Regions from separate parts of the Homo sapiens genome. Here region 1 is linked to region 2. The links are chromatin loops, found by intact Hi-C in ENCODE. Cell type or tissue: gastrocnemius medialis. All regions are shown on one strand. Each heading gives the region's core, and the rest is flanking DNA. Links, peaks and the distances in the headings are about the cores only.

What was found. Peaks named below come from ENCODE experiments on the same cell type or tissue, not always from the same donor. Only the 100,000 strongest peaks of a DNase experiment are listed, where the experiment ranks them.
Region 1: a loop joins it to region 2, with 2.5 times the contacts of the local background. A loop is called at or near these places in 2 of 110 quality-filtered maps.

The regions. Positions count from the first base shown.
Region 1 is chr12:46,883,934-46,900,499 of GRCh38, reverse strand. No RefSeq gene overlaps it. Among named protein-coding and RNA genes, the nearest start is that of SLC38A4, 66 kb to the right of the region's middle. In gastrocnemius medialis, for the core only: no CTCF peak of the experiment used is centred there; a DNase peak (open chromatin) is centred at 8,057; H3K4me3 peaks cover 835 bases; H3K27ac peaks cover 5,199 bases.
Region 2 is chr12:46,821,623-46,838,188 of GRCh38, reverse strand. It overlaps SLC38A4 (solute carrier family 38 member 4), which reads left to right and starts at 12,192. Exons shown (of 17, transcript NM_018018.5): 1 at 12,192-12,286. RefSeq lists enhancers at 5,849-6,657, 11,616-12,173, 12,174-12,732. In gastrocnemius medialis, for the core only: no CTCF peak of the experiment used is centred there; DNase peaks (open chromatin) are centred at 5,979, 6,418, 6,938 and 7,248; H3K4me3 peaks cover 2,186 bases; H3K27ac peaks cover 2,711 bases.

The sequences.
Region 1 (16,566 bases), core at 4,050-12,049, 61 kb before region 2:
AATTCAGCTATATCATAATTTCTAAAATTAAATTATTGGTCCATGTGCATATTGCTATAGGCATGCAACATGGACTACTGTCGAGTCAAGCATTGAAGTTTGAAATGTTTTCTTTCTAGTATACCTCTTCAGTTTCCTTCAATTTTTTGGTAGTTTCTCATGTGTCTATCCAACTGCCTCCTGAGATTTGTCAAATACCTATTAAATTATCACATTAGATATGTATTGATTTCATTCCCTCACATCCCCAATGAATCTCTAGCCTTGAGTTTTCTTTTCTTCTGCTCCAAATGACATGAGTTAATTTCTAGTTGTGAGTAGAGCTACCATCATGATCCTTCCATTTGCTGTTTTCCTGTGTTGTGCCTCCAGTGTCCTGGATCACAAAACTTCTTTCTTGATTTATTTCCTCATTTTTTTAAAGCATATTCTCCAGTAGTTTCCTAAGAAAGGGTGCATGGGTGGTTATTATTCTGAGTTTTAGTATGTCTGAAAATTTCTACACTCAGCCAACCTATCAATCAAATATGAATTTTTCACTCTCATATTTGATTGATACTTGGGCTGAGTATAGAAATTTTATCCTAACTTTTTTTTCTTCTCAGAATTATGTAAACATTAATTTATTGTCTTATATCTTACGGTGCTACATTGGAAAGTCTGATGTCATGCTGATTATGTATACTTAGGGTTTAAAAAATCTCTAAGAATTTTATTTTGGGTATTCTTAAATTTCAAGATGTCTTAAAATAAATCTTTAAAAGTTTGTTATTCAGTGTTTCATGAAGATTTTCAATCTAGAAGGTCATGTCCTCTTGTCATAGGAGTTTTTCTGGCTATTTCTGTTTTATCTTTCTTCAATTCACTTTCTCTACTTTTTCTTTCTAGAAATCTTACTGCTGAAATTCCTGAGTTGATCCAGTAATTTTGTTATCTTATCTCCGTTGGTTTATAGCTCTTTGTCTTTTTGGCCTCTTTCTTGTTCTTTTATTTCCTGATAACATCATGGTTTTGTTTTACAGATTCTTATCTCTCTAAGAATACTAACACAATGTTTTAGGTGACCTTTTCTTCTATTTCCTGCAGTGCGCCTTTTTCCCCCAAATTCACTTTTATTATTTGTGTTTATTTCAGTTTTTCATGTTGGAGGCTTTCTAAGATGTTTTGTGATCTGTGGCTGTCCATTTACATTTTTCTGTGATCAGTGGCTGTCCATTTACATTTTTCTAACAGCTTGATTGAGATACACTTCGCATACCATAAAATCCACCAATTTAAAGAGTACACTTAAATGATTTGTAGCATATTCAAAGAGTTGTGCAACCAACACAATAAACCTTAGAATATTTTTCAAGGTTTATCCATGCAGCTGCATGTATGAATACTTCATTTCCTTTTATTACTAAATAATGCTCCATTTTATGGACATATCACATTTTGTTTATTCATTTATTAGTTTATGAACATTTGGGTTGTTTCTACTTTTTGACTATTATAAATAAGGCTGCTATGAATATTCATGTATAAATTTTTATGTGGACATGCTTTTATTTCTCGTGGGTGTATGTTAGGAGTAGAATTGTTGAATCACATAATAGTTCTGTATGGAACTTTTTAAAGAATTGCCAAAAAGTTTTTCAAACTGTTGCACTATTTTACATTCCAACCAGCAATATCTGAATGTTTCGTTTTGTCCACATCTTTGCCAATAGTTGTTATTATCCACCCTTTTTAAAAAAATTATAGCCATTCTAGTGGGTATGAAGTGGTATCCCATTGTAGTTCTGACTGCACTTTTCTAATGGCTAATGATGTTAAGCATCTTTTCATGTGCTTATTGGCCTTATATCTATCTTCTTTTGAGAGATGTCTTTTCATACAGGTCTTTCATCCATTTTTAATTGGGTTACTTGTCATTTTATTATTGTGTCATAAAAGTTTTTAAAATATATTCCAGATGCAAGTCCCTTATCAGGTCTATGACTTGCAAGTATTTTCTCTCATTCCGTGAGTTGTCTTTTTCAATTTATTGACATTATCCTTTGAAGTATAAAAGGTTGTAATTTTGATGAAGTCCAATTTATCTTTTTTCTTGTTTTGTGGCTTGTGGTTTAGGTGTCATACCTAAGAAGTCTTTTCCTAACCCACAGTCACAAAGATTTACTCCTATGCTTTTTTCAGTGAGTTTTATAGTTCTACATTTAGGTCTATGATCTATGTTGAGTTATTTTTGTGTCTGGTTTTAAGAACAGGATATAACTTAATTCTTAATTCTTTTGCATGTGGATATCCAATTGTCCCAGCACCATTTGGAATGAAATACTGAAAGACCAATTAGAAGTGTTGTGTTCATGAGAGGGCTAATCAATGAAGAGGCTTTAGTTTAGAGTTATAGGCAGCAAGCTGGCCTTTTCCTTGAGTCCCCTGAAAAACTGTACTAGTCTGTTCTCACACTACCATAAAGATACCTAAAACTGGGTAATTTATGAAGAAAAGAGGTTTAATTGACTCACAGTTCCAAAGGCTTAACAGGAAACATGACTGGGAGGCCTCAGGAAACTAACAATCATGGTGGAAGGCAAAGGGGAAGCAAGCATCTTCTTCACAAGATGGCAGGAGAGGGAGAGAGAGAAAGGGGAAAGTGCTATACACTTTCAAACAATGAGATCTTGTGAGGACTCACTTACTATCATGAGAAAAGCAAGAGGGAAGTCTGCCTTCATGATTCAATCACCTCCTAGAAGGTCCCTCCCCTGACATGTGGGGATTACAATTTGAGATGATATTTGGGTGGGGACGTAGAGCCAAATCATATCAAAAGGTAATATTCAAAGACACATCACTCTGTCTTCAACCCTGTACCTTACTTACCCCATTGCTCCTATTGCTTCCAGGTCTGGGACATCTCTAGCTCAATTTCTTCAAAAAGTTAATCTGTGATCATTTAGGGAGAAATGATTGGTAGGTGTGTAGAAGAAGGTTGTTACCTGTCCATGTGGGTTGGGGAAAAAGATCTGGGAGTGCTCAGCCACTTTAGATGCAGCCATTTTACATGCAGACTTTCAACTTATTTCCCAGATTTCAACCTTTTGCTGTATCCACACTTTGCTGCCTCCACTTCCTGTGAAACTCAGTTCTTGTGAGTGTCAGTGGAGCAAACTGGCTCATTCCTTATCAGTGAACTATCTACTTTCAGCGGGTACTTCAGTTTTAGCTTCCTCCACTCTGCCAAGTCAATTACTGTACCTCTTTTTCATTTTATCAATTGAAAATTTACTGAAAGCTCTTGTCTGCTGATTACTCATATCTATTTCCCTCATTTTGGTTATTTATTTTAATTGTATTCAGGAGCAAGAGAAGATACCCATGTGATAAGTATGCCGCGTTTAACAGGAAGTTTCTCTTCAGTTCCGACTGCACAACTTTCAACAGAACATTATTTCAAACCAGATTTAGCTTATTTCAGTAGGAGATTAAGTCACAAATATAAATTTACAGTTAAAGAGAGAAAGCAGAAGAGGATAATTTTTCTAAATTAAAGTCTACATTCCATGTGAAATGCCATCCTGTTGGATCTTATTGGCAAGTTTAACCTCCCTGAGGGCAGGCACCAAGTTTCTGTTTCACCACCGATTTCTCAGAGCTTAGCACAGTTGTGAAATACACAGGAAGCTCTCAATAGATGTTTTGGAAATGAATAGAAGGATTAATGAGCATTCATTACTGATTAGTTTGAAAATTTATCTTTTTAGACTTATTAACATATATGTAATGAAATCAGTATTTTCTTTTGAGTGTGCTTTGGTTTCATGTTATTGTAAAAATTCTAAAAAGATATTTAAATTTATGTCATATAGAGACATTTGCTTTGAGTTTAATATTTTTCTTGTTGGGCTGCATTCAAAGCCATCCTGGGCCACATGCAGCCTGTGGGCCGCGGGTTGGACAAGCTTGGCTCAGAGAGTTTATGTGACTTGCCTAACAAACTCAGATCAGTTCAAAGCCTATGCCCTCCTTACTTTCTTTGCTGTGGCAAAGGACTTAATGATGAGTCTTCTAGTATATATTTGATAATATGGGATAGTTGCATAATAGGAGTGACTCTTCCTCTACTTGTAAGTAACTGAATCTCTGTTAAAAGGTACGTTTCATTTTTACTCTCCCCTGTCAGTAGTCTGTAATAAAAATTATACCTAAAAAAACCTTTTTTCTTGTATGGAAAATACATGTCACCAAGACACCATGATAACTGTAAATAAAACAAATTACTTAAAGTTGAGGAATGAGGAGAAAAATAGGCAAACAGAGAACATTATAATATTATATGGTTACAATTTTATATGGCTTTACTATCCATATTTACTAGACCTTGATTTAATCTATGAGTAAATTCCATAATTGGAAAATGTAAAATAGGAGGTGTAGGTTATTTAACTTCTCAAAATGCTTGCTTTGCTGGGAAAGTTTCAGATAACTTTTAGATTCAGCATACCTAAGTCGTTAAGTTGGCTCCAATTCATTGCCTATGTCTTGAATTGCTGCCGAGTAATCTCTTCAGGATTGCTGGAAGGTGTTGCTGCTTGCCTTTTCAAGAATAGTTGAGACAGGATCAAGAAAAGAACATCTTCCCATTATTATGAAAAAATGTAGAAGCAAAACAGTCGTCCCCCCAAAGGGTGGAAAAATTGTTTGATCAAGCAGAGCTTGATAATTACAATCTGTTTTGTTTGGTTTTGTTTTGGCTTTAATCTCTTTATAACTAGTGGCACTCATTAATTTTCTTTGTTATCATCCATTAGGTATTTTCTAAATTATATGAACATGATTTTTTGAAATCTCAAATAATAATAATTTAAAAAGTCATTTACAGTACATTTCTTACAATACTATGATTATGTAAATATTTCACCAGTAGAAACAAATATTAAGCTTGCAGCTACAGAGAAATATATTATTGTCATTTATATTTTTCTAAAGAGAACCTTTTATAAGCCCAAACCCAATAAATTCACTATTTAATTTTGTCTTTCACATCTGAGTCACACTCAACTGCTGATGTTTATTATGTCTTAAATCTTCCTGTTTCTTGGAATCATCCTACATTTTGTTACTTTATCTATTCAAATAGCAATGAATGCTAGACTTCCTAAATTCTTGCATGTCCAAATGTCTTTATTTTGCCTGCCCATTTGATTAACACTTGTTTGGGTAGAGAATTCTAAATCCAAAACTTCAGAATTGACAAATCATTATTCTGTTGCAAATGAAGCATCTGATGTCCACCTGATTTACAATACTCTGTATATTATTGTTTTTCTCTCTGGAGGTTGAAGGTTTTCTTTGTTTTGGAGTTCCAAAATTTCACAGTTATGTGTCTAGATAGGTTATTTTGAAAAAAAGTTATTTTTTGGCACTTAGTGGTGTCTGTCAAGTCTTTTTTCAGCTCAATGCATTTTCTATTCTTGTTTCTTGAATATTTTCTTTCTTCTGTTCATCCCGTTTGCTTTTTTTTTTTTTTTTTTTACAACTCCAGTTAGGTGGCTATTGAACTTCCTGAATATATCCTCCATGTCTCTTAACTTATCTCCTACTTTTAAAATAGGCAATGTAGAATACTAATTAAGAGCATGGTCTCTGGGGGGTCACATTCTGTGGATTTGAATTTCAGCTTTGTTACCTGTTAGCTGTGTGACTTTGAGCATGTTACTTAACCCCTCTATGTATATAATAATTATCCTTAGCTCAAAAAAGTTGTTGTCAGAATTAAATTAGTTACTATAACTAAAGCCATTAGAATAGCCTGACACAAATTAAACTACTCTTATTTCCTTATTGACTCTTTGCTCTACATATTCTAAAGAGTTCATTGGATTTACTTTTATACCATGGTTTTGTCTATTTGTCCAAGTCATTATTCAGTCCATTTATTAATTTTTTAAAAATTTGGGCAATTGTATTTTTAATTGCAACAAACTCTTTTCCATTTTTTGATTGTTTTATTTTCATAGTAGCTTATATTTTCAATTGCAAAATCTTCTTTATTCTGATATTAAGTTTTTAAGTGTAAATTCTTGTTTGCTCACTAAGGTGTTACCTTTTCTGCATGGTTTTTCCTTTACATCTTGGTCTTTCTCCTTCGTGGTGTTGGTTTTTCTCAAATGACTGGTAACCCTTGATTTCCTTTTTCTGTTTATGAATATTGGTAAGTATACATACCGAGCTTAAGGCAAGCTCAGTATGTATACTTCATGAAGTCAGAAGTTGGTGAATTTCAGAAAACATTAGGAGAGTTTTCTTTTCTTTTTCTATTTTTTTTTTTTTTTTTCTGGAGACGGAGTCTCGCTCTGCTGCCCAGGCTGGTGTGCAGTGGTGCGATCTCGGCTCACTGCAGCCTCCACTTCCCAAGTTCAAGCAATTCTCCTGCCTCAGCCTCCCGAGTAGCTGGCCCTACAAGTGTGCACCACCACGCCCAGCTAATTTTTTCCTTTGCAGTTGTGTTCAACTATACTCCCACCCCTTCAGTCTGGCTCTGTTATCAGTCAGGGTCCAAGCAGGAAAACATAAACCACTCTTCGTATTCCAAACATTGATACAGATCAAATTTAAAGCAGAGATTCTTTAAAAGATTGTTGGACATTCTGGAGGAGCAACAGCGATAAGATTAAGTTACTCAAAGATTAATAACTACAGGAAACTGCCACTATCTTTGTGCCAAACAGGTAAAACTCTGCCCAAAGATTAGGTAGGATATGCAGCTCAGGTTCCTGCTGTTGGAACCCAGCTGCCTGAATAGGAGCCCAGTAATTTGATCTAAATGCTTGGAACTGGGATCTACAAAACTTAAATGTCTCTAGAAGCTTGGCATGTCCTGTGATGTGTGAAGCAGGTGGGCCAGTGGGCATAAAAGAAGGGAGGTAGAAATGGTGACTAGCTGGAGAATGCATGCTCTGCCCAAGGCATTTGCATTTAATTTTTCCAAATTATTATGCTGTCGAACAAAACTGATTTTCACCTAAAACCTATGCCTGCTCATTTTTATCTCTGAAAAATATATACATATTTATTTTAAAGAAAAACTCATTTTCATATTTACCAAAGGGCTAATGCACTTCACAGAGAATTAGTTTACTATTATTCGTAGAGTTGAACTTTAGCAACTTGTATCCTATTTCATCTTTTTATTATAATCATATATCGTAATATGGTTTTGGTCATACAAGTCTAAGAATTCCGTTGGTTTTTGTTAAGTTCTTTTGAGGGTATAGAAAAATAATTCTGTTACTTTTAATATTTTATAGTCTGTTTTTGTAGCTATGTCTGACAAACATGAGCTAGAGTATCATTATGATCTGGATGCTTTCCAGATATGAATATCGCTTTTCAGACCATAAAAGGAGCCTCGGGATCATTGGCAAATGGACTAGAACTGACTGAACCTCAGAACGACTAACTTTATGCTGACTGAAGCAGTGGAGAAAAGAAAACAAGAGAAAGCAAACTGGACCTGTCATATAATCACTTAATTTTTGTCATACACTATTAAATTTATGGGGGATAAAAAACCTATACCAAAACCAAGCCATTATCTTCAATCTGAGGAGAAGGGAACTGAGTTTTTGTGTGCCAAACACATGCTAGAAACTGTATATGTACACTTTATTTCTCAAATCAACCACATAGGGCAAGCATTTTAGTCCATGTTACAGATGGAAAAACGGAGGCTTACAGAATTTTAAGCACTTTACCAAACAGCTATTATATGGCAGCTCTGATATTCAAACCTAAATGTCACATCCTGGGGTCCAGGTCCAGCCCATGCTGAAGTCTGAGGGGAGTGGGCGGATGGACAGAAAGAACACTCGGGGGGCCGTAGGCAGGTGAAAGATGATTTTATTTAGCAACAGCTCTCATTAACAGCTTACTTACACTAGCTGCTTACACTGTCCTCCCTGTCTTGGCTGCCTGAGCCGGTGGCTCCCACACACCACTGTGTGGCCGGCTCTCTCTTGCCTTCAGGGTCAGCAGCTCTCTCTTGCCTTCAGAGTCAGCAGCTTAACTCTTTCTCTGGGCGTGAGCAAGCTGAACTGTGTCCTTGCTCTCTCTTGCAGACGGACAGCTTTGGCTCTCTCTTTCTCTGGGTGCCAGTGCGCCTGCAATTCCAAGCCATGTTGAGCTGAGCTGAGCCCCAAGCGCCCCTGTACAGCATTAGCAGGGCAATTATACCTTTTGCAGACAATAGTGGCTCAGAGTCAAGTATGAAACTGTGCACCAAACTCACTTAGTCATGCACGCCTGGATATCTGCTTCAGCATATTCCTTGACCAAAGCACATCCATATACCTTACACTAAATCTGTTTGAGTTCAACAACCAGATTGTTTCCTCTATACCACACTATCTCTTCATGAAGTCAGAAGTTGGTGAGAATTTCAGAAAACCGTAGGAGACTTTTCTTTTTCTTTTCTTTTTTTTTTATTTTCTGGAGACAGAGTCTCACTCTGTTGCCCAGGCTGGTGTGCAGTGGTGCGATCTCAGCTCATTGCAACCTCCACTTCCCAAGTTCAAGCAATTCTCCTGCCTCAGCCTCCCGAGTAGCTGGGATTACATGGTGCGCACCACCACACCCAGCTAATTTTTGTATTTTAGTAGAGATGGGGTTTCACCATGTTGGTCAGGCTGGTCTTGAACTGTTGACCTCAAGTGATCTGCCCGCCTCGGCCTCCCAAAGTGCTGGGATTACAGGTGTGAGCCACCGTGCACTGTCAGGAGAGTTTTCAAGAGGTGCCAATGTTCCCCTAACACTGTTTTTTTTAAAAAAAAATATAATTTTTGACATTTTCCTGGTTAATTTGCAAGCAGAGCAATAAATGAGTAGAATTATTCCAATTTAACATCCTCTTAGATAACTATGGAGCCAAGGCAAGTGCTGAAGATCATCTGGCAATCTTCTGCCCCTTTCCACAAATAGAGCTGGGATGACTCATGTGCGTGGAACTGGTATTAAACACACACACTCAGCACCCTGAGCTGTGGTCCTCAGTGACTTACTTCTTCTCTGAATGTTGACAGCAGGGCCTAAAATCATAGCTAGGAATAAAAGGGGGCCAAGAAATTAGATACTGCTCTCAACTTCCAGAAACCTCACAGTGACATGATGAAAAAACCAGAGTAGGGCTTCAATAGGCAGCTGAAAGATTAAATTCTAGGATGGTAGAATTAACCAATGTGAAGTATAATTGTTCAAGGGTCAATTGATTCTGTGACTCGTATAAATAAGATGCCCCTGAAAGCCTGGCAGTTCACAAACACTGTCTGGTTTTATTTCCTTCTAAGATCAATGTGTTGATATGTTTATGAGCAGATAATAGGCATTGCCTAATACCACTAATTGCCACTTAGTGTTAATCTTGGGCTTTCTTCTTCCTATGTGCTTTAAAATATCTTTATTGGTTAATTAGAATAGCACCTGCTGTGAAGGAGGTAAGTTAGTGTTGCCATCTGCATCTGCAGGTTAGAGACTAGAAGTCAATAACCACTACCCTGTGGAGACCTCACCTCAGTTTTTCCTTTGCTACATCCTGTTTCAAAATTAGGTGTCTCTTGGTGGACCCACCTACTTGTTAATACTGTAAATAAAATAAAATTCCTAACTGGCTTCCTAATGTCTTCCTGTCTTCCTCTAATATAATGGTCCTTAAACTTTAGCATACATCAGAATCATCTGGTGTGCTTCTTAAAACACAGTTTGCTGGGGCCTCACCCTGACAGCTCCTTATTCACCAAGTCTAAGGTGGACCCCCAAAATGTATATTTCTAGCAAGTTCTCTAGTGTTGCTGATGCCACCTGCCTGAGGGCCACACTTTGAGAACTACTGCTCTAACCAGATACTTCAAGGCTGTCCTAAAAGACAAAGGCCTAACACATAAGTCTTTAATCCATCTTGAATTAATTTTTGTGTAAAGTGTAAGGAAGGGATCCAGTTTCAGCTTTCTACATATGGCTAGCCAGTTTTCCCAGCACCATGTATTAAATAGGGAATCCTTTCCCCATTGCTTGTTTTTGTCAGGTTTGTCAAAGATCAGATAGTTGTAGATATGTGGCATTATTTCTGAGGGCTCTGTTCTGTTCCATTGTTCTATATCTCTGTTTTGGTACCAGTACCATGCTGTTTTGGTTACTGTAGCCTTGTAGTATAGTTTGAAGTCAGGTAGCGTGATGCCTCCAGCTTTGTTCTTTTGGCTTAGGATTGACTTGGCAATGCAGGCTCTTTTTTGGTTCCATATGAACTTTAAAGTAGTTTTTTCCAATTCTGTAAAGAAAGTCCTTGGTAGCTTGATGGGGATGGCATTGAATCTATAAATTACCTAAAACCATAGAAACCCTAGAAGAAAACCTAGGCAATACCATTCAGGACATAGGCATGGGCAAGCACTTCACGTCTAAAATACCAAAAGCAATGGCAACAAAAGGCAAAATTGACAAATGGGATCGAATTAAACTAAAGAGCTTCTGCACAGCAAAAGAAACCACCATCAGAATGCACAGGCAACCTACAGAATGGGAGAAAATTTTTGCAACCTACTCATCTGACAAAGGGCTAATATCCAGAATCTACAATGAACTCAAACAAATTTACAAGAAAAAAACAAACAACCCCGTCAAAAATTGGGCAAAGGACATGAACAGACACTTCTCAAAAGAAGACATTTATGCAGCCAAAAAACACATGAAAAAATGCTCATCATCACTGGCCATCAGAGAAATGCAAATCAAAACCACAATGAGATATCATCTCACACCAGTTAGAATGGCGATCATTAAAAAGTCAGGAAACAACAGGTGCTGGAGAGGATGTGGAGAAATAGGAACACTTTTACACTGTTGGTGGGACGTAAACTAGTTCAACCATTGTGGAAGTCAGTGTGGCGATTCCTCAGGGATCTAGAACTAGAAATACCATTTGACCCAGCCATCCTATTACTGGGCATATACCCAAAGGATTATAAATCATGCTGCTATAAAGACATATGCACACATATGTTTATGGTGGCACTATTCACAATAGCAAAGACTTGGAACCAACCCAAATGTCCAACAATGATAGACTGGATTAAGAAAATGTGGCATATATACACCATGGAATACTATGCAGCCATAAAAAATGATGAGTTCATGTCCTTTGTAGAGACATGGATGAAGCTGGAAACCATCATTCTCAGCAAACTATTGCAAGGACAAAAAACCAAACACTGCATGTTCTCACTCATAGGTCGGAATTGAACAATGAGAACACATGGACACAGGAAGGGGAACATCACACACCGGGGCCTGTTGTGGGGTAGGGGGAGGCGGGAGGGTTAGCATTAGGAGATATACCTAATGTAAATGACGAGTTAATGGGTGCAGCACACCAACATGGCACATGCATACATATGTAACAAACCTGCACATTGTGCACATGTACCCTAAAACTTAAAGTATAATAATAATAAAAAAAAGACAAAGGCATGGGCAGTCTTTAAAGACTTTGTGAAAGAAACACCAAGGAACAAGTAGATGCTCTGTTTTCCCCTTTGAAATAAATGGAGGTCAAGGGAAAGCTACAATGACTCTAATTTAGTGGATATCAAAGAATGGTTCCCCAGCCAGAAGTATCTGCATCACCTGGTAACTTGCAAGAAAGGCAAATTCTCAGGTCCTACCCAGACCAGCTGAATAAGCAATTCTGGAGGTAAAGCCCAGCGATCTGTGGTTAACAAGCCCTCCAAGCACTAACATGTGAAAACCACTGACTTCGATCTCGTCTCTACATGACAGTCAGAGTGACCTTTTTTTATTGAAATTTTTAGTGTGATAATTGTAGATTCACATGCAGTATAAAAAGTAACACAAGAAGATTGCCTGTACACTTTCCCCAGTTCCCCCAATGGGAAGATTTTGCAAAGCTATAGTCTAATAATGTTATTAACATTGACATGGCACATCTATTTTCATCAGATTTTTCCAGCTCTACTTATAGTCATTTGCATGTGTGTATGTGTGAGTGTGTATACTTGTGAATATATGTGTGAGTGTATTAAGTGCTATACAGGCTTATCACCTGTGGTTTCACATACCCACCACCAGTCAACTTTCAATACTGCAAGAATCCTTCGGTTTGTCCACTTACAAGTATACCTACCTCCCTCCTGCACAGCCCCCACCTTCTTCATCCCTAACTCCTGGCAACAACTAATCTGTTTTTCATTTCAAGAACTTTGTCATTTCAAAAATGTCACATAAATGGAATCATACAGTATGCAACCTTTTGGGACTGGCTTTTTCAGTCAGCATTATTCCCTAGAGATGGATCCAAGCTGTGTACATCAATAGTTTGCTCCTTTTTATTGTGGAGAAGTATTCTGTGGTATGTACCACAGTTTGTTCAACCATTCCTGTTGAAGGGCATCTAGATTTATTTTGATTTTTGGCTTATAAATAATGTTGCTGTGAACATTCCTGTACAGTTTTTTTTTTTTTTGGTGTGTGAATGTATGTTTTCATTTCTCTGGGGGTAAATATCCAAGAATGCAATTACTAAGTGTTATGTAGTTGCATATTTAGCTTTATAAGAAACTACCAAGCTGTTTTTCAGAGTAGCTCTACCATTTACATTCCACAGTAAAGTATGGATGATCCAGTTTCTCCATGTCCTTACCAGCATTTGGTGTTGTTACTCTTTTAGCCATTCTGATAGGTATGTAGTGATATCTCCTTGTGGGCTTAATTTATGTTTCCTTGACGGATAAAGATATTGAACATCTTTTCATGTGCATATTTGCCATCTATAATCCTCCTCTGTGAAATAGCTGTTCACATCTTTTGTCCATTTTCTAATTGAATTTTTTTTGTTGTTTTTACTGTTAAGTTTTGAGAGTTTATTATATATTCCACATACTGATCCTTTGTTGGGTATGAGGTTTGCAAATATTTTCTCACACTCCATAGCTTGTCTTTTCATCCCCTGCACATGAACTTTCACAGAGCAAAATCCTATTTGTCAAGTTTTTTCTTTTATTAACAAAATTATTCATAGTGACTTTTCAGTGTAAATATAATGTAAATAACACCATGAGCTTTTAGAACACCTTTATAGAGTGGTCTTTTAAAACACAAATCTAATTATGTTGCTTTCCTATCTCAAACTTTTCAATGGTTTCCCCCTGCCCTTAGGAAAAGCTTAGGTAGAAATCCATAACATGGATGAGCCTTCCACTACAGCTGCTGCTCCTCCTTGTGCCCTCTGCACTTCAGCCAGATGGGAACATCTCTCTTCAATCCTGGGACCATTTTCTTCTATCCATTTCTCCCTGTACAGATTCTTTCAGATTTAGCTGCTTTGCTATGGTTCTCCTGTGTATTCCATAGCACTGACATCTACACTCTGGAAGCATTTGCTGCAGGCAATTGCAAGTGCCCATTTTTCTGCCTCCCCCATTCTCTAAGCTCCTTGAAGTCAATAACTATTCATTTCCATCATTCCATTGCTGTCAAAATGCCCAACACACAGGAAGCCCAGACCTAAGTGACTAACTCTGGAGATGTGCAGCCCTCCTCACAGCACCACAAGAAAAGAAAACAAAATCTAAAGAAAATATTAGCTCCCAAACTGACATCATCCACACCCTCTCTGATCAACCTTCAAAACATTCTGTAACTATAAAGTGGCCTTTATTATTGAGCCCTTGTGTGGCATCGTATTTTAGCAAAGTTTTGTACAATTAGCTCATCAATTGTTTCTCAAAACCCTTGGTGAGAAATGTTTACCCTCTCTTAGAGATGAGGGAATCGAGCCCAGATAGACCAGAAAACCACATCTAAAGTCCTATGGCAAATCATTAGCCCTCACCACACAGTGGTTTTGTCTCCTTGGCTTTGACTGGGATGTGCAATTGCTCACAGCATTGTAGAAATCCACAAAGCCTGGGGAACACACAGAAGGGGTTATTCAATTCAACATTCTCTTTTGGACCATTCAGAAAAGTCAAATGTTGATCATTTTAAATGTCTGTTGAATGTATGAATTGAACAAATACATTTTTATTTTTCTTTCTGTGAAACTAATCATTCCTGTTTAAAAAGGTACGCTCTTTATGAGTCCTGCTTATCTCTAGCTTACTGGATAGTTTCTGGTTTATGGAATAGACTCTAAAAAATTAGTAGAATCATTTATACAGCTTCTATAATATTGTAAGCAGAAAAATATCTTCACAAATGTCACTAGTTATTTCCTTTAATTTTTGCACAAGTTGATCTGTATATCTTCTTCATTAGCTGAGAGGTATTAAACATGACCATTGCAATCCACTCACACTGTCAGATCAACTTGAGCTCTCTGTACCAGGCCCTTACAAAAGGAAGAAGGGCCTACTGAAAGGGAACAGTGAACAATAAAGAAAACTTAGAAAGAAGACCAAGCAGCTACCATCTCCCCTACCTAACCTCCTTTTTAACTCTAAGGTAGTATATTCTCAGAATCCACAGTCTCCCTTGACATGGCTGTGGCTGGGACAACTGTAGGATTAGAGCATCTTCTTGCAACAAGGCTTGACTGATGCTAAATCTTCACTCCTGCCCTTTTGTCCAGAGAGAGGTGAACAGGGAATAAGGCAGCCTCAAAGCATCATCTGAAGCAGCAAGCTAGATCCAACGGCAACCCCAACCTGTCCAGGGCTCAGGTCTCACCGCATATGCATTCATCAGAGTAGGACCTCCTCATTAGTGGTGTATCTGCCCCAGGACTATTGCATTAGGAGCAGAAGTTTACTTCCCATAGGATTATTTTCTCGTAAACCCACCTAGAAATAGATTATAGGCTCAATGGTTTTATCTTGCTTATGAAGATAATATTTAACTAATTAATACTGGGACTTAAAACATTTTTGTGGTCTGGTTTTACTCAAACAAGCACCACCTAAACAAGTAGAATATTCAGATGGTTTTTAAGAGTTTGCAGAGAAAAAAAGATGTATGGGGTGAGGAACTACAGGGAGCAAGGGGCTTTACCTCACCGATAAAGCAACTTCTGAGCAGAGGCATAGAGGGAGGTAAAGAGAAGAACCATGAGGATATTTGTAAGTGCAAAGACCTGATGCATTGAATGGCTTGCAAGTTTGAGGAGAAGCAGAGACGAGTGTGGCTGGAGATGAGTAAGGAGTGAGGGGAAATAAAATCAGACAGGTATTGTGTGTGTGTGAGAGAGAGAGAGAGAGAGAGCACACGACATCCTATGTAAGACTTTATAGACCTTCCTGACGGTTTTGTCTCTTAATCTGAATGAGATGGGAAGTCCGTGGACAGTTTTGAGCAGACAATTGACAGAAACAGGCATCAATATTCTTTAAAGACCATTGCAGTTGCTGTGGTGAAAATAGATTAGAGGAGTGCTGTGGTAGGCAGAATTCTCTCCCCACAAGATTTCTGTCCCTTGGTTATTGAGTCAAACAAGAATGTAGGTCCTCCTGGAATTAAAGTTATCAATTAGCTGACTTTAAAATAGGGAACTATCCTGAATTATCTGGATGGGTCCAATCTAATCACTTGGGCCCTTGAAGATGGAGAAACTTCTCTGTCCGGAAAGAGAAAAAGAGAGGCGGAACAAGAGAAAGGCTGGGGAGAGATGAGGCAAAGGGAAGGTCAGAGAGATTTGAGAGAAAAGAGGGCCAATGAGCTGAGGAGTACAGATGATCTTTAGAAGTTGAGAACAACCCCCAGCAAACAGTCAACAAGGAATTGGGGACTTCAATCTTATATTCAGGTGGAGCTGAATTCTGCCAACAACTTGAATGAGCTTGGAAATAGATTCATCCCCCAAACCTCCAGAAAGAAACACAATCCTGTCTTGACACTTTTAACTTTGTGAGATCCAGAGCAGAAAGCCAGCCAAGCCTATTGGACTGGTATGGAACTGTGAGATAATAATTAGTGCTATTTTAAGTTGCTGAGTTTGTGATAATTTGTTACAGTGGCAACAGAAAACAAATACAGGAATAAGGGCATTAATTAATAAATTATTGCAAAATTCTAACAAAGATGGTGGCATGGACAAGATAATGGTATGGAAATATATATATTTTGAAGGTAGAGCCTGAAAAATTTGCTAATGTGGTGTATGATTGGGAGGAAAGGGTGACTCCAAGACTTTTGGTCTTGGAGTTTTTTATTTATTGAGATAAAGTGAACTGGGGAAGAAATAGTTTGCAAAAATGAATTTAGAGAGGGAGGTAGGAATCAAATTATTGAGTATTCTGAGTCATGTTAAAAATTTTGAACTTTATATTAAAATTAAAGGAAAATTACTGAATACTTTTAAGTAGTCAAAGGTTAGAATCAGATGGCCATTTTAAAAAGATCACTCAGTAGCCCTTACAGGGTGAAAATGATGTAGTGAAATATCTCCACCCAATGTAAGAAGGTAACTGGAAATTTTTTTTCCACGTTTAGGAAGACCAGGGAAGCCAGGATTCTCCAAAGTGGAACCAAGTAGAGTTTCCTAGCTCATAAGAACAGAATTTCTCAAATATAAGT
Region 2 (16,566 bases), core at 3,146-11,145:
AATATTCTCTATCTCTTCAGAAGGCAAATAAGAGGAAGGTGGAGTTTAATTCTGGCAACCAAGGAATAAGGGAAGCAAATACCCAGAATTGGAGCAATTGTAGGATATAAAGACCACCCAAGTATAAGGATCAATTAGTCACCTCTCTTGAACTAAGGTTTCAACATAAATCAAATCCAAATTCATACAAAATAAAAACATTTTACTATCATTAGAAGACTTACAGAGGTTCCTGCAGTTATGACAAAGCAAAAGATTACTTTATAGAAATTTATTTTTAAAATCATAATTTTATGGCTAAACATGCCATTTGGGGTTGGCTCCACTGTAGACAGAAAAGCAATAATGAGTATTAGTAAAGAAAATGCTCAGAAGAAAAGGGAAGTGAGCTGTGGAAGGAGGGATGTTGAATTTAGAGCCAGAAAACCTAGTTCATACTTTAGTTTTGTCATTTATTGGCCCCATGTCTTTGGAAAAGTCACTTAACCTCTCTGAACCCAATTTCCTCTCCCATTGAAAGGGGAAAATAAAAATACCTACATGACAGGATTGTTTTGGTATAAAGTAGCATAACACATGTGAAGATACTTTGAAACCTAAAGCCACTTTACTAATTATGATAACTATTCATTGAAAAATAACTCATGTTAAAACTCTACTGTCAAATAAAACATTAATTATATAAAAGCCTACTAAAATCACTGCAATCAGACTTCACGATGATAATCCATAAACAAATGAACTTCGTAGCACTATTATATGGTGTTTAAATAATAATTATGTTCTATGTCCTTCCTAAGGCATATGTTTATATTAGTCTATTAATGGTTCTCTGGATCATTAAACCTGTGAGATATTCCTTCACAAATCATGATCATAGAGAAATACTGCATGCTCTATCCCAACTTAAGAGTGTCATCGAGTTTTTGACTAATTAAAAACCTCAAAGAACAAAACACCCCAAAAAGCCAAAGCAATCCTGATTGAAAAGTACAAAGCCAGAGGTATCACAATACCTGATTTCAAAATATACTACAAAGCTATAGTAACCAAATCTGCATAGTACTGGCATAAAAATAGACATATAGACCAATGGAACATAATAGAGAACCCAGAAATAAATCTACACATTTACAGCCAACATGTTCTCGACAAAGGCACCAAGAGCATACACTGGGGAAGGGACAGTCTTCAAGAAATGGTGCTGGGAAAACTGGACATATATATGCAGAAGAAGGAAACTAGACCCCAATCTCTCATCATACACAAAAATCAAATCAAAATGGATTAAAGACTTAAATCTAAGGCCTGAAACTATGAAACTACTAGAAGAAAACATTGGGGGAAATTCTCCAAGACATGGTTCTGGACAAAGAGTTTTTGTGCAAGACCTAAAAAGCACAGGCAACAAAAGCCAAAACAGACAAGTGGGATTATATCATGCTAAAAAGCTTCTGCATGGCAAACAACAACAACAAATCAACAAAGGGAAGATAAAACTCACAGAATGGGAGAATATTTGCAAACTATCCTTCTGACAAGGAATTAATAACCAGAATATACAAGAAGCTCAAATAACTCAATAGCAAAAAGAAAAAAAAACCTAAAATTAAAAAAATTAGCAAAGGGTGTGAATAGAAAATTTTCAAAAGAAGACATACAAATGGCCAACAGGCATATGAAAAAATGCTCAATATCACCAACCATCAGAGAAATACAAATCAAAATGACAATAAGCACCATGCAGCCATAAAAAAGAATGAGATCATGTCCTTTGCAGTGACATGGATGGAGCTGGCAGCCATTAGCCTTAGCAAACCAATGCAGGAACAGAAAACCAAATACTGCAAGTTCTAACTTATAAGTGGGAGCTAAATGGTGAAAACACATGGTCATATAGAGGAGAACAACACACAGGGGCCTATCAGAGGGTGAAGGGTGGAATGAGGGAGAGAATCAGGAAAAATAACTAATGGGTACTAGGCTTAATACCTGGGTGATGAAGTAATTTATACAAGAAACCCCCATGACACACGTTTACCAATGTAACAAACCTGCACATCCTGCACATGTACCCCTGAACTTAAAATATAAGTTAGAAAAACATACATAATTACATTTAATTTTTTTTTAAAAAAACTATGTCATCTCACCCTAGTTAAAATGGCTTTTATCAAAAAGATAGGAAGTAACAGATGCTGGCAAGGAAGTGGAGAAAGAGGAACCCTCATGCACTGTTGGTGGAAATATAAACTAGTATAGCCATTATGGATAACTGTATGGAGGTTCTCAAAAAACTAACAATAGAACTACTATATAATCCAACAGCTCCACTTCTGGGTATATATCCAAAAGGAAGGAAATCAATATATTGAAGGTATATCTAAACTTCCATGTTTTTTGTGGTAATACTCAAAATTGCCAAAATATGGAATCAATCTAGGTGTCCATCAATGGAAGAATGGATAAAGAAAATGTGATATATATATACAAGGGAATATTATTCAGCTGAAAAAAGAATGAAATCCTGTCATTTGCAGTAACGTGGATAAAACTGGAGGTCATTACACTAACTAAAATAAGCCATACACAGAGAGACAAATATTGCATTTTCTCAGTGACATATGGGAGCTAAAAAAGTGGATCTCATAAAAATAAAGAGAAGATTGGTGGGTACAAAAGTGCAGTTAGATAGAAAGAATAAGCCCTAGCATGTAATAGATTAGTAGGATGACTATAGTTAACAATAATAATTGATTGTATATTTCAAAATAGCTAGAAGAGAATAATTTTAATGTTTCTAGTATAAAGAAAAGATAAATATTTAAGGTAATAGCCCAATTACACTGATTTGATCTTTACAAATTATATGAATGTATTAAATTATCACATGTGCTTCAGATAATATGTACATCTATTTAAAAAATAAAACCTTTGAGGAATCACGATAATTGTAACAGTGTTATTTTAAACTTGTTGCAGCATAGAACTCTGTCTACAAGCATTAGCTTCAGTTCTGAAAAATATATTTCATAAATTTTTAAATATAGATTTTTCTTAAAACAAAAGCAACCACAACAAAACCAATGACCACTCCTAAAACCAGAGTGTTAAAATAATTTTAGAGTGTTCCAATCAATTCAGCTTTATCAAAATGATGAGTAAATTCTAACTGTTCTGTAAACTTCTGTTTTTCTCCATCACTAAGTGTGTTTGTAGTACTGTCTGAACTTGACTTAAGCCAGGAAAGCAATGTATCAGGAAACATTCTGTATTTTTCAGATGACAAACTGAGCCACTAAGAGCTAAAGAGACTTGTCCAAGTTTCCATAGCTAGTAGGTGGTGACTCTGGGATTCTAAATCAAGCTATGTACTCTACAGCCAGTGAATGATCTGAGGAGAAACCAAAATGTGTTTCACAATGTGGCCTTCAGGAATACTCATGTCATTAGTTAGAATTGCTTCCCATCCTTTCAAACACTAGTTTAAAAGAAACCCTTGAGGATTGGTGAGCAGATTCAATGTGGCCATTAATGGTTCAAACTTTTTATTGTAACACAGAAAATAAAGAGTTGTCAGTTGTCTTATCCTACCTAGGCATTGCGTTAGATCTTCTCAGACTCTACTGATGTATAATAGCCATAATTTTATTGTTTTATAGATGAATACAAGACTCATTTAACCTCAACCCACAACCTGATTAATATTACTAGCACATATAAATGCATAACTCATAGTTCTCTATTACATTAGACCATGAACCACTGCTTTTGATCTCTTCTGTACTAGCTAAGATATGATGTCAAGAACTGATTAAATAAGCAGTCCCTTTAAAAGTTGAGCAGTTGCGGTCAGGCGTGGTGGCTCACGCCTGTAATCCCAGCGCTTTGGGAGGCCAAGGCAGGCGGATCACGAGACCATCCTGGCTAACACGGTGAAACCCCGTCTCTACTAAAAATACAAAAAATTAGCCGGGCGTGGCGGCGGGCGCCTGTAGTCCCAGCTACTCGGGAGGCTGAGGCAGGAGAATGACGTGAACCCAGGAGGCGGAGCTTGCAGTGAGCCGAGATTGGGCTACTGCACTCCAGCCTGGGCGACGAGTGAGACTCCGTCTCAAAAAAAAAAAAACAAAAAAACAAAAAAACAAAAAACGTTGAGCAGTTGCACAGTAAACCAGTTTGTGTCGTGGAATTACTTATCTTGAGAAGACTCAAATGATCTTACCTTCATTTGAGTCTTCCTTCTCTGGAATGGCTTTTTGTTTTATAAACCTGAGTTTTGCTTTTACTAAATCGCAGGTTAGGAAAAGAGAAATGTGTATCTACCTTGATCTCACTAATTCTCTCCAAATCCTACCAATTTTGACATTTTAGTAGCTTTATAAAAGATGTTTATATTTATAAAGTAAGAATCAATGGAGAAGTGTGATAATGTGTAGAGAATCTAGTTTCAACAAGCTTATAGGGAATTCAAAACTATTCTGATACAGTCTAATTCCACAAAATGTAAACTTCTTGCTATGATAGAGAGGTTTACCGTATTTGCTTGGGGGCTCAGAAGAAAATCAGTTTTTACAAAACAAACATTTTTATATAATTTTTTTTAGTTTCTAAAATTGTAGCTCCAGTGAAAGTGTGTTACATCATCCTTCTATTGAATCTGTATTGTCAGATTGTCCTAGTACAGTTTGATGTGTATGTGTGTGTGCATTAATCCTGTGTTCTTAGTGTTTCTGATTATTATGCATTATCCAGGTGAGTTTCTGCTGTTATCTTATTTTTTTAAAGCACTAAGCTGTTGCTGGTTTTAGTTATTGGGAGCTATAAAACGAGAAGGTTCTAGGTGGACAGTATGGACAGGCAGTGAAACTTGCCATTCTGAATAAAGTTAAACTGGATGTGTGAGAATACAAAAGGTAAATTGTGTTGCCTGGAGAGTTAGTTACACTGTGGGTTCAACGTCTCCATAGGATAGTTTTCTTTCCCTAAAGAATGACAACTCACTACTAAATAAATGGGGGATTGTGAACATATTTGTTACACAGGCCTTCTTCGAAACAAGAATTTTGTTTAATACTAGAGAATAGTTTCAACGTAAATAATTTTCCTTACAATGGTAGGTTGTAACTTTAACAAATAGAATTAACGTTCGAATGCTATTTATTATTATAGCCTAATTCCTTCTTCATATGTACTGAGGATTGTGCTTAAACTGGAATTCTAGAAAAAAAAATTATCACCAAAGACCCACTCTTAAGTACTAGCAAGTTATCCCATTTCTTTCATGCATAAAGTGACGTTTACTGTGAATGACAGGTTTTTCATTTGTACTCCTTCCTCAAATGTTTCTTTTTCTTTATGTAAAGTTCACGTTTGTCACCTCCATACCAGGAGGAAATTTAGTGAGTCATCTACCCTGAACACTCTTTTACAGACTTTAAAATAAAGATCCACATGTACTTCAGCTTATAGGACAGATCCAATAAATGCAACCTTGACTCATGGAAGAAATCTAACCGTCGAAAAATAAACCCACACCAGGATCTTCTCGGTTATCCCGGACCCAGGAAAGAGGGAGCAGGGACCGGGCTTCCAGGCTTCACTCCTGAAGGACAGCTGGACATCTCAGCCCCACCTGGGAGGATGCTTTGGTCTACTTCTCAGGTTGCCGCCTGACGATTGGTGGCTGGCCTGGAAGGGAGGGTCCGCAGGAAACGCGACACTGGGGATGTTGCCCCTATCACATGATGGAAATTTCCACTCTTTAGAAAGGCGAAAAGAAAAGAAAGAAGGGTCTCTCCATCCATCCCTTTCTGATACTTTCCCTGAATCCCAGTCTGGAAAGGGTAGTAAAAGAGGCGGGTGAGTGAATTTTTTTTTGTATTTCCTGTTAGACTTGAGACTTGTCAGTGTCCAAACTTGCAGCTGGATCCCAGCCTATCGGATGGGTGCTTGTGTGTATGCACGGGGGACATCCACACGTGTGTAGCCCGGTCTCTCAATCATCTGGGGCTTATGTCTGGGGCTCTTCATGACATGCTCATAGTTCCTAATTCTTATTATTTTCCAAACATTCACGCTTTGGGTGGGTTATTGCAGGCTAATGATTCGGTTGACTAGAAATAACGTAAACTAGGGCACATGGAGGGAAGAGACTGATTGGGCGGGCTCATGTGTGACTTCTTTTCAAGGAGAAGCGGTTGTGCCAAGGTAGCCTATTCCAGGAGGGCTGGGGTATGGGGCACCTCCGCCTCCCGCACTGGGATTCCCTGGGCTGTTGGATTTCGAGTTGGTTGTATTGGGACTGCGTTCCGTGGCCGCGCCGCCTGCCTGGCTGAGAGGCCCGACTTCCCCCGCGGGAGCTGGCTCCGCGACCGCCCGGGATCCTGCTGGCAAGGTGTTACCCGAGTCCCTGGACCCGCGCCCGCGTCCTCAGGTCGGGGACACTGGGTGGAAGGCTTAAAATAGAACTGTCGTCTCTGATAGCTGGGTCGCCCCAGAGACCAGCATGATTCCCCGGGCGGGGTACTCTGACCTGGGGAGCCCCCAAGGAGTCTCTTTCAAGGGAGAAGGCGAGAGCAGAGCTGGATGTGGGCCCCTGGTCTCTGGGCGGTGGGCGAGTCTGAAAACTGCGCCAGCGGTTCCGAGGGCGGCTTACCGCGCGGTCGGATTGCCCGGCCTGCTGCGCGCTGGAGTGAAGGGCAGGGCGGTGCAGAAATGCGAACGGGGACGGATAGTGGGGTCGCGGCAACCGAGCTAAGAGAAGCCTAGGGAGGAGGGGCAGAAGGCGGGAATTGATTACAGGTTAGAGCTGATGGAGGAAAAATTGAGAGAAGAGCGAATGAAGGAAGAAAGTGAGACGGGGGAGAGGGAACCCGGACCCGGGAAGCCCCGAGAAGCGTAAGCCGGGAGCACCCTTGAGTCCAGGAGAGGTGGCGAGCGCGGCACACCAGCTGTGCGCCCAGGCAGCGCGCGGTGAGGTACTCTTCATCTAGCGGTGGTACAGGTGGACGCTGCGCTCTGGGCCAGGGCAGGTGCCGGTTGTGGGGGAAAACGGCGAATCTCCCAGCTCCTCTTTGTGATCCAGCAGGCAGAGATGGAAGATTGCCCTTACTTTGAGCACCAGGACTGACCCTGGAATGCTCACCGGGCTGCTGACTTGGAGGAAAAGGGGTGAACTAAGTTAGGAAACTCAGGGATACGTGGTCGCGGGTGTGCCAGGGCATTTGCAGAGGAGTGCAGGAGGCAGTGATGCGGGCACTTGTGAAACTTGTGAACTTGAGCACTTGTGAATCTCCCGGCTAGGGCCGGGACAGGTTGGCGCTTGTCTATTTCTCAGAGTAAAAGCTGCATCTCTACCTGTCTCAGGGAGATATTAAATGCCGAGGTCTTAAATGCACAGTGTGAAGGTAGTAGGAGTGGCTCTAGAGCAATAAGCCCATCCTGGCAGGCACTTCCCGCAGACTCTCCCTAGCCCAGAGCCCCATCCTCCAAGGCTAAAGGACCCACTGCTTGGTTATCCACTTAGTTGTGCGGACGGGGGCGGGTGGGCAGGCAGTTTCTCACCTTAAAGGAAGCGGAAAGAGGCCAGAGCTTCAACAGTGGATGGCCTGTTCCCGATTTCTAGCTATCCTACAGCCATCCTTTTTTGCTTCTGGGTAGCTGTGACATAATCATTAGGGCTAAAATGTGTTATGTTGTAAAGAGAGCATCCTACACATAGATCTCAATTTCCAGGGCCTAGCAGGGGGTGGGAGAAATCAGCCTATGTTGTATTTTGTTGTTGTTCCCACTACAAGCAAGTCTCCTAAAAAGTCGCTGAAATTGGTGAACTCTTTCCTGTGCAACACAAGAAGAGTGTGTGTGTGTGTGTGTGTGTGTGTGTGTGTGAGAGAGAGAGAGAGAATTTCTTAAATTCTAACAAATAAATCTATAGAAAATCTAAGTTTTGGGTAGAAGTCTGTAAAAATAGAGACATTGAAAAGAATATCTGATCTTTCCATATTTCTGAATACCAGTGTCCAGAGAAAGGAAACTTTTTATCAGGCTGATTTTATCACAAAGCAACAAAAGGCTGGAAGATTGGTGGTGTAAAGAGATAAATAACTTTTTTTGGAGGCTGCTGGGACAGGAGGCAAGCTGGAGGCTGGTCTGAACTAGATTAATGGTAATTCCGGCTCACACATATGTAGGAACTTTTACATTATATGTTTCTAAGTACTTCCTTTATGTTAACATTTGACCTTCATAACAAACTTATGAGATAGATTCTATTATTATACCCATTTTATAGATCAGAAAATGGAGATACACAGTGTGAAGAACACAAAATATTTTGGAAGTTCTACTTGGGCATTAATTGTTCATAAACGTAAATGAACAATTCTTTGTTCTTTATCAAGGGCAGAGCTGGACAGGTGACTTCTAAGGACCTGGGGCTGACTTCTTATTCTATTACAGACTAATCCTATTCCAAGCAAGCTAAAGACATGATCACGCAGCTGGACTCTCTGAATCTTTGCAGTCTTAGGACTGGACTTTTTTCTATATAAGTGACATTTGAGAAAGGAATAGTGTACCTGTGTTCCATGTCAGTTTATCAGCACAAACGTGGTGAGGACAATCACAGTACACTTAACAGCTTGTGGACTTCGTGATGTACACATAACAGCTTGTGGACGTTGTTTTTTTCTTTTTGCCTTATCCTATTTTTAGAACCTTAACCCTCCTTTTTTTTTTTTTTACTTTTTACATATCCAAAGCAAATATTTCTATAAAAATCAAAGGCTGTTATATATTTTATATACATCAAAACAATAATATATCAAAATGATTACACAGTTTTAAAAAATGTGCTTCCACCTATCAATTGAAATCATCTTGCAAGCCACTACTGCCCTGATGATGTTCTGCAGGAAGGATAAGAGGTAGAAGTAGGGGAGGGACAAGTGAAAGGAAAGGTGCTTTAAGAGCCAGTCTTTATACTAAGCCCTTTAATGTGAATCTCATTTAATCTTCACATGATACTCTATTCTATAGGTATTTGTTATCTCTGTTTTACAGACAGGAAATTGAAGAGGTTAAGGAAAGAGCCAAGAGTCACAAAGCTAGTAAGTAACAATGCTGATATTAGAATAAAATTCATCCTATGCAAAAGCTCCTGCTTGTTGCAATAAAGACAGCAGTAAAATAAAGACAACCAGAGGGAGGAGAACAAAAACTTAAGGAAACAAGGGTGTTAGAAATGTGTTACATAACACAGTATGGTGTGAGAGATAGGAGAAATGGAAAAACAGAATCACTTTCATGTCTCTTAGTTCTTTCTTCCACTGTGTATATAATGACCTAATTTCACTCATTCATTCCATAAATAATTATCAAGTGTTACTATCTTCAAAGAACTATATTAGGGAGTTTCTTTTATTCCTATCTTCCTAGCACCTAGCACAGTGCTGGGCAAATACCAGGTGCTCAAGAAATATTTGTGGAACAATGAATGAGTCTACTGGAGGAAAGAATAGATAAGGAAACATTTGCAATACAGCATGATTAAAAACCAGGGAAAAGGCTGGGCACCGTGGCTCATGCCTGTAATCCCAGCTCTTTGGGAGGCTGAGGAGAGTGGATCACCTGAGGTCAGGAGTTCCAGACCAGCCTGACCAATATGGTGAAACACCATCTCTACTAAAAATTACAAAAATTAGCTGGATGTGGTGACGTGCGCCTGTAGTCCCAGATACTCGAGAGGCTAAGGCAGGAGAATTGCTTGAACCCAGGAGGCAGAGGTTGCAGTGAGCCAAGATCATGCCACTGCACTCCAGCCTGGGCGACGGAGCGAGACTCCATCTCAAACAAACAACCAACCAACAAAACAAACAAAAATAAAAATAAAAAAAAGGAAAAATCAGATTTGAATACTCTACCAGAGAACCTGGCTTAGGAAAGGGGTCAGAGAACATTTCAAGACCAGGTGGTACCTGAGCAAGGTTTTGAAGTAGAAATAAAAGTTAGCCAGGCAAAGAATTGGAGGATGTGAGGAAAGGACTCTCAGTGGAGAGACCAGACTGAGAAAGGATAAGGAGGGAGTCAGTTCAGGAATTTAAGAGTTCAGTACTCTTAGTCAGTAGAGAATGCTTGGGAGGAGGCTGGGGAGGGAGGTGTGGTCAGGGAGATCCTTGCACATTCTCTCTGCAAGTGTCCCTTAGCTCTGCCCCTCCCCTGAATTTTGAAAGTTACCTGTGCTAACAGAACAAAGTAACTGAACATAGGAATTAGCAATACATTTTATTATTTTATTATGGCCCCATAATAGAAAGCATACAGCTTTTTTGATTGCTTTTAATGTTAGGATTTAAAACCAGTGCTCAAATGGAAAGATAAGACAACAAAGTCTTATCTTTCCATTTGAGGGAAAACCAAATTATTTTTCTGGTTCTCAAGGGCATATTCTATTTTAGCATAGATAAAATTTACACAAACATACAACAAAATCCAAACAAATGTTCTTCTATGCTTTTATGAGGGGAGAGGTGGAGGGGATTTCTCTTCTGATTTTAGTTTTTAATGGCTATATTTTTCATTTTAGTATATTATAGCAGAGTCAGGAAGTACAAATGTATTTTTAAAAGGTGATGTAGGGAATTGAATGACAGTAACAAATGCTATCCTTTTATCTTTTTAGTAGATGTTTATGCCAGTCAAGATCCTGGGTTTTCATAACAGACTTTGACAACTTTTGTTTTGTAAGGATCTATTATTCCAGGTTTTTATTCCAAGCTCAGAGGTCTGCATACCTCTTTACCATATCCATGCTTGTAAAATACTCTTGGTCATAATGTTATTAGGAAGGGAATTCAATTACTTCTACCACCCAAAGCATTATTTGAAATGTTAGCAAATGTCCATACGAAATGTTTTTCGATAGCGTGATTTCCTCTATCATAACTAAAACAAAGGAAAAAGGAGAGGAGATGGAAAAAAGAACTAAATAATACTCATGCCAGACAGTCCAGCCCAGAGAATGTCATTCCCTGTATATGATTATTTCTTGTTGGCTATTTCTGCCTATTGTTCCCAATAAATCTAATGTGTATTCATGATTAAAATGACTATTATCTCAGTTCCCTTGTTTCCCCTCAATTTTGTCTCTTTTGTTCACTACTGTCACCCTGATGCCTAACACAGTGCCTGGTATAAACAGACACTGGTACATGTTTGTTGAATGAATGAAGGAAGAAAGAAAACATGTTTCTTTCTGTTTTTTGACAGAAAATATTCTTCAAATAAACATTTTTTTCATGGACCTACTAAAGGCCTTTGCAAAATGATTTTGTGCATTGTTTATAGTCAATACAAATACTTTTAAATTGTTTACTTAATTTGCATGATTGCACATGATTAAGAGTATAAGCTTGGTAGGCAAGGTAATGTGGATATGAATCCTAATGCCATCATAAAGTTGGGCTTCCTGGGCTCAGATCTTGACTCTACCATCCAACTTCCTGGGTTCCAATTTTGGCTCTCCCACTTTTTGCCTGAGTTACCTTGAGCAAGTCAGTCCACTTTATTGCTTCACTCATCTCTGAAATGGGGAAAATAATAGTTCCAACCTCACAGGGATTTTAGGAGGATCAAATTAGTGAATATTTGTAAAACATTTAGAATCATATCTGGCACTTTTTAAAACAACAGCTATGGTATAGAATTATTGTGATGATGATACTGCATGGCACGTAAACACTCAATAAAATAGGATTGCTACTATAGATATTATCGCAATTCTTCATTTCTATAATCTGCTATGAAGATTTGGGGCCCTAACAGCCTTTCCATGTTTTGGTCCAGTGAAAGTCTTATTGTTTCTACCTTCCCTTTCACTCGTAACTCTTTCTACCCACCCTGTGTTTGTCCTGTCATTTTGCCTTGCGTCATTTATTCATTTTACACTGCATACTCCTAAGGGCAGGGACTTTGCTCTTTGTTTTGGCATAATTTAATAACACTGGGTACACTCGCGGTACTATAAAGATGTTGAAGAAAAAGAAAAAAGACGCAATTTACCAACAGGCAACTTTGGCTTACGGCGGGATAGGTCGCTGTTCTGTCTGCAATGTTGGTACTCCTGCAGGCCGCCCAGCAGCATCTAGGGGCGTGGCTGGGGGCTCTCCAGTGACCGCACGTCCTGGGCGGCCACTGGGGTGTGCGCAGCGCCTGGAGCATGAGCCGGGTGGTGGCGTGCACGGAGGATCGCGGGAGGCTGCCGCCTCGGGACACCCCACTCACACAGGTTTGCTTGCTGCTTTTGCGTGGCAACTTGGTTAGAGGGTCCAGGAGAGTGGGTGAGACGAACGTGGAAGGGGAAAGAGAAAAAGACATACTGCAAAGCACTGAAAAACGAGGTGGGTGGGAGGGATTCATTAAGAAGAGAGGCTGTGGCAGTCCTTGCTTTTAAGAAGCGTTTCGTGCATGCTAGATAGTGCTATTCAGGCTATAGTCTTGTTTCTGGAATTTTTCCAAATGGGAGGAATGTGTTTCAAGGATGCAGAGTATTCTTTAAAACCGTATGACCAAACTGACCTCTATTGTTAAAGGGATCTAACTAAAAGGGTTCGTGTTTCCCACTTTGCTTTGTGAATGCCTGAAAAGCAATCCAAAGGTTGAGAACACTGGAAAACAGAGCTATTTTATTGCAGTCCTGAGAATGCAGTCATTACTGTTTTATTCCTTCTTATCTTTTGAAGCAATACTTTAGTAATTCTTTAGTAACAGTATGCTTTAAAGAAGGTATCTGACACATTTTTGGCATGTGCCACTATGCTATATTTCATTATTCTTTCTGTACAGAGGCATCTGTAAGGAATATATATATATATATAAACTTTGTATATTAAAGTAATTATAAATTTGCATCCAGTTGCACAGAGAGGCCACCTAAACCTTTCACCTGGTTTCCTCCAGGGGTTACATCTGACACACTTTAGTACAATATTAAACCCAGGAAGCTGACATTTAAACTTCGTATATTAAAGTAATTATAGGTTCGCATCCAGTTGCACAGAGAGGCCACCTAAACCTTTCACCTGGTTTCCTCCAGTGGTTACACCTGACACACTTTAGTACAATATTAAACCCAGGAAGCTGACATTTAAACTTTGTATATTAAAGTAATTATATATTTGCATCCAGTTGCACAGAGAGGCCACCTAAACCTTTCACCTGGTTTCCTCCAGTGGTTACATCTGACACACTTTAGTATAATATTAAACCCAGGAAGCTGACATTGGAATAATGTGTGTATAGTTTCTATGCCATTTTGCCACATGTGTAGATTTGTGCAATCTGACCCACTATAGGCCTGTCAAGATGCAGAACTTCCACCTGTATCTTGCATAAGATCTCCCTTGTTCCACCTCTTTATCATTATCTCCACCTGCTCCTCGCTACCCCGGCAACCACTTGTTTTCCATCTCTATATTTTCATCGTTCTGAAACTATTATATAAATGGAATCATACTGCATGTGATCTTTTTGAGACTGAGTTTTTTTCTTTTTACACTCAACTTGATGCTCTTGAGATCCATGCAAGTTATTGAGTAGATGGATAGTTTGGTCGTTTTTCATGCTAAGTAGCATTCCAGTTGTTTGACTCTATCTAGTGCTGCACATTTTCCTTTGCTTTTTAAATCAGTGAAACTTGGAACTTCAGTGGGATTAAGGAGGTACTTGAGGGCACTTGAAGAGGTGAAAAGTGTGAGGACGAAATGTGAATATTTTTATTTTCAAAATGACATTTGTTTGTGTTAGGGCAAAAGGATGTATACACTCCATCTTCATTTAAAACACTGGAGGATTGGAAAGGAGAAAAGGAACAGGACAGAAAAAAAGTATGTACTTAGACAATAAGGTATAAAATCTAGTACCTTTTAAAATTTTTACATTGGTACAGTAATCTGTTACTTTACCTTAGTTAAGACATTTCAGAGTTCTTGAAATGAATCAAAACAATGCCTCTGCAATCGGAAGTTCCCTGCCTATCTATGCTCAGACACATACTGCCAACTGAGGGACAGTGGCATGGCTGGAAATGACAGTGAGTAGCTATTGGGTTTGACAGGGGTCACCCAGAGCCCAAAACAGCATCTTTAGCCCAAGGGCAACTATCAAGGGCAGATGTTCAGGTTCAGAGACTGTCAGTGTTACACTACTTTCACCTCCACCTCATCTGCTGCTGGGAGGAGGTCTCCCAGAGGTCCCTTCAAATCAGGTTTTAAAATGAAATGTTATTCTTTATCTGCATGCTCACAAGCATGAGAAACCTTGAAACTGGAGGCTGTAACTAGCCAAGGGAAATGCATCACTTCTGAATAGTACCTGGAAGGCTTAGGCTAAATCCCTCCCTTCAGCCCGTACCCATTGAAGAATTCCTCCCACCTCCAAAGAGAGAAGAGAACAAAATATCCACTACTATCTGAAAGCATTTGTAAATATCCCGTTGAGGTTTCGGAATTTCACATTCTGGAATTTCAGAGACATATTGTCAATTCACAGAACGAAACAGTCAGTCTGGAGCCCTGACTAGACTTGAGTTTAACTGAATGCATTGCCCTGAGTCTCTGTTTTAATGATTTCTGTTACCAGAAAAATATTCCTTGTCCTAAATCTTGGGAAAGGATGGAGTGTAGCTGGCAATGGTGGTTCCAAAGTCTCAACATGAAGAAACATCACAGCTAAAATAATTTATAACTCTTTTTATAGGTAGATCTGCTTTTCTGAGTCTTTTGAAATGGAATAGAATCATTTGTGCTGTCTTTATAATGTATTTTATTTTAAGTAAACATTAGATATCTCACATTGCTTTGCAGGCTGTTCTTCTGGGTCATATCTCCTGTGTGTGTGGGCAGGGCAGATAATTTAATCCTATAAACTTGAGGGAATGAACACTTCTCTGTAAGTCACGAGACCAAACAAAAGACCCACTGAATTTTGCATACCGCTCTTATACTGTTTACTTATTTGACTAATGATGACAGTCATTAGGAAGGTGTGATAAGAAATGTAAATATATTGACTATGATGCTCAACATTGCAGGCATTGTTTTTTACAGGGTGATGGGAGGGTTGTTTTCTGATTTTTTAAAGCTTTTTCTTTGAAGGGAAGTAATGCAGTTTTTGAAAGAAAAGTAAAATAGAAATGCCTTATGTGCATTGTATAATTACTTTTAAACTATATGTTAAACTGTGTATGTTGCATAATTACTTTAAAACTATTTCATAATATTATCATGGTACCCACATTGAAGAATTAAACCAAATATAATGCTTTCCATTATTCTTTATACCAAAATTCCTTAAAGTTTAAACTTCTTAATCTGGTAGTCAAGATCAACCTCAGCCAAACTCTATACAAACATTCTATTTTAGCTGAAGTAGACTCTTGTTTGTTGTTTCCAAGGTCAAACTTCTGATCCCATGTCCCCTGCCTGGAATCCACTCTTCTGTCTCTGAAGTCACACCATTCTTCCTATACAAAACCTACTCTATTTGCCTCAGCTCTCCAGTTCATTTCCACGTGTCTTGGAGACAGGGATCCTATCTTTTGAATCATGTTCAACATAAAGTAGGTGCCCAGTGGTGATGGACTGTCTTAGGAGCTGGGCTCAGAAGTTAGACAGTGGGTTGTGAGTTTTGGCTCAGCTATCATGCCAGGACCTTATTAGCTTTGGTCTTTGAGTAAGTTGTCTCTCAACCCTAATTGCTGTCATAAGAAGGGGTAGGGTCCCTTTATGCCTATCAACTAGGAAGACAGAATCTCCAGTTACCCACCCACTGAGACAGAAACAAATAGAAGGAGTCTTCCCATCTTAGGTCTCATAAAAATATGTATGTTTGGCACAGATTTTATTTTTGGTAAGAGATTCTAGCTTTATTCTATTCCTGTGACTGTATCTTAAATAATTACCCTTTGTTAAGTGATTGGAACCCTATGTGTACGTGTGTGTCAAAATAACACCCTCCCAAAGATGTCAAAAAAGCGAATTAAGGGGTGTGGTGCATACATGCACATTTCATATGCATACATTTCATGATCTTACATGTAGAAGAATCCTAAAGACCCCACAATAAACTCTTGAATCTAGTAAGCAAATTCAGTAAAGTTGCAGGATACAAAATCAACATACAAAATCAGTTAGATTTCTATATGTTGACAATGAACTATTCTGTCAGGAAATTAACAAAACAATCACGTTTATAGTAACATTCCTAAGGAATGAACGTAATTAAAGAGGTAAAAGTCCTATGTACTGAAAACTATAAAAGGTAAATGAAAGAAATTAAAGCAGAAAATAAATGGGAACACATCTTGGGTTAATGGAATGGAAGACTTAACATCGTTAAAATGCCCATACTATCCACAGTGAGCTACAAATTCGATGCTGTCCTCATCAAAATCCCAATGGCATTTTTTACAGAAATAGGAAAAATAATCATAAAATTTATATGGAACCATGAAAGACTCAAAATAGCCAAAGTGATTTTATTAAAGAACAAAGCTGGAGCCATCATACT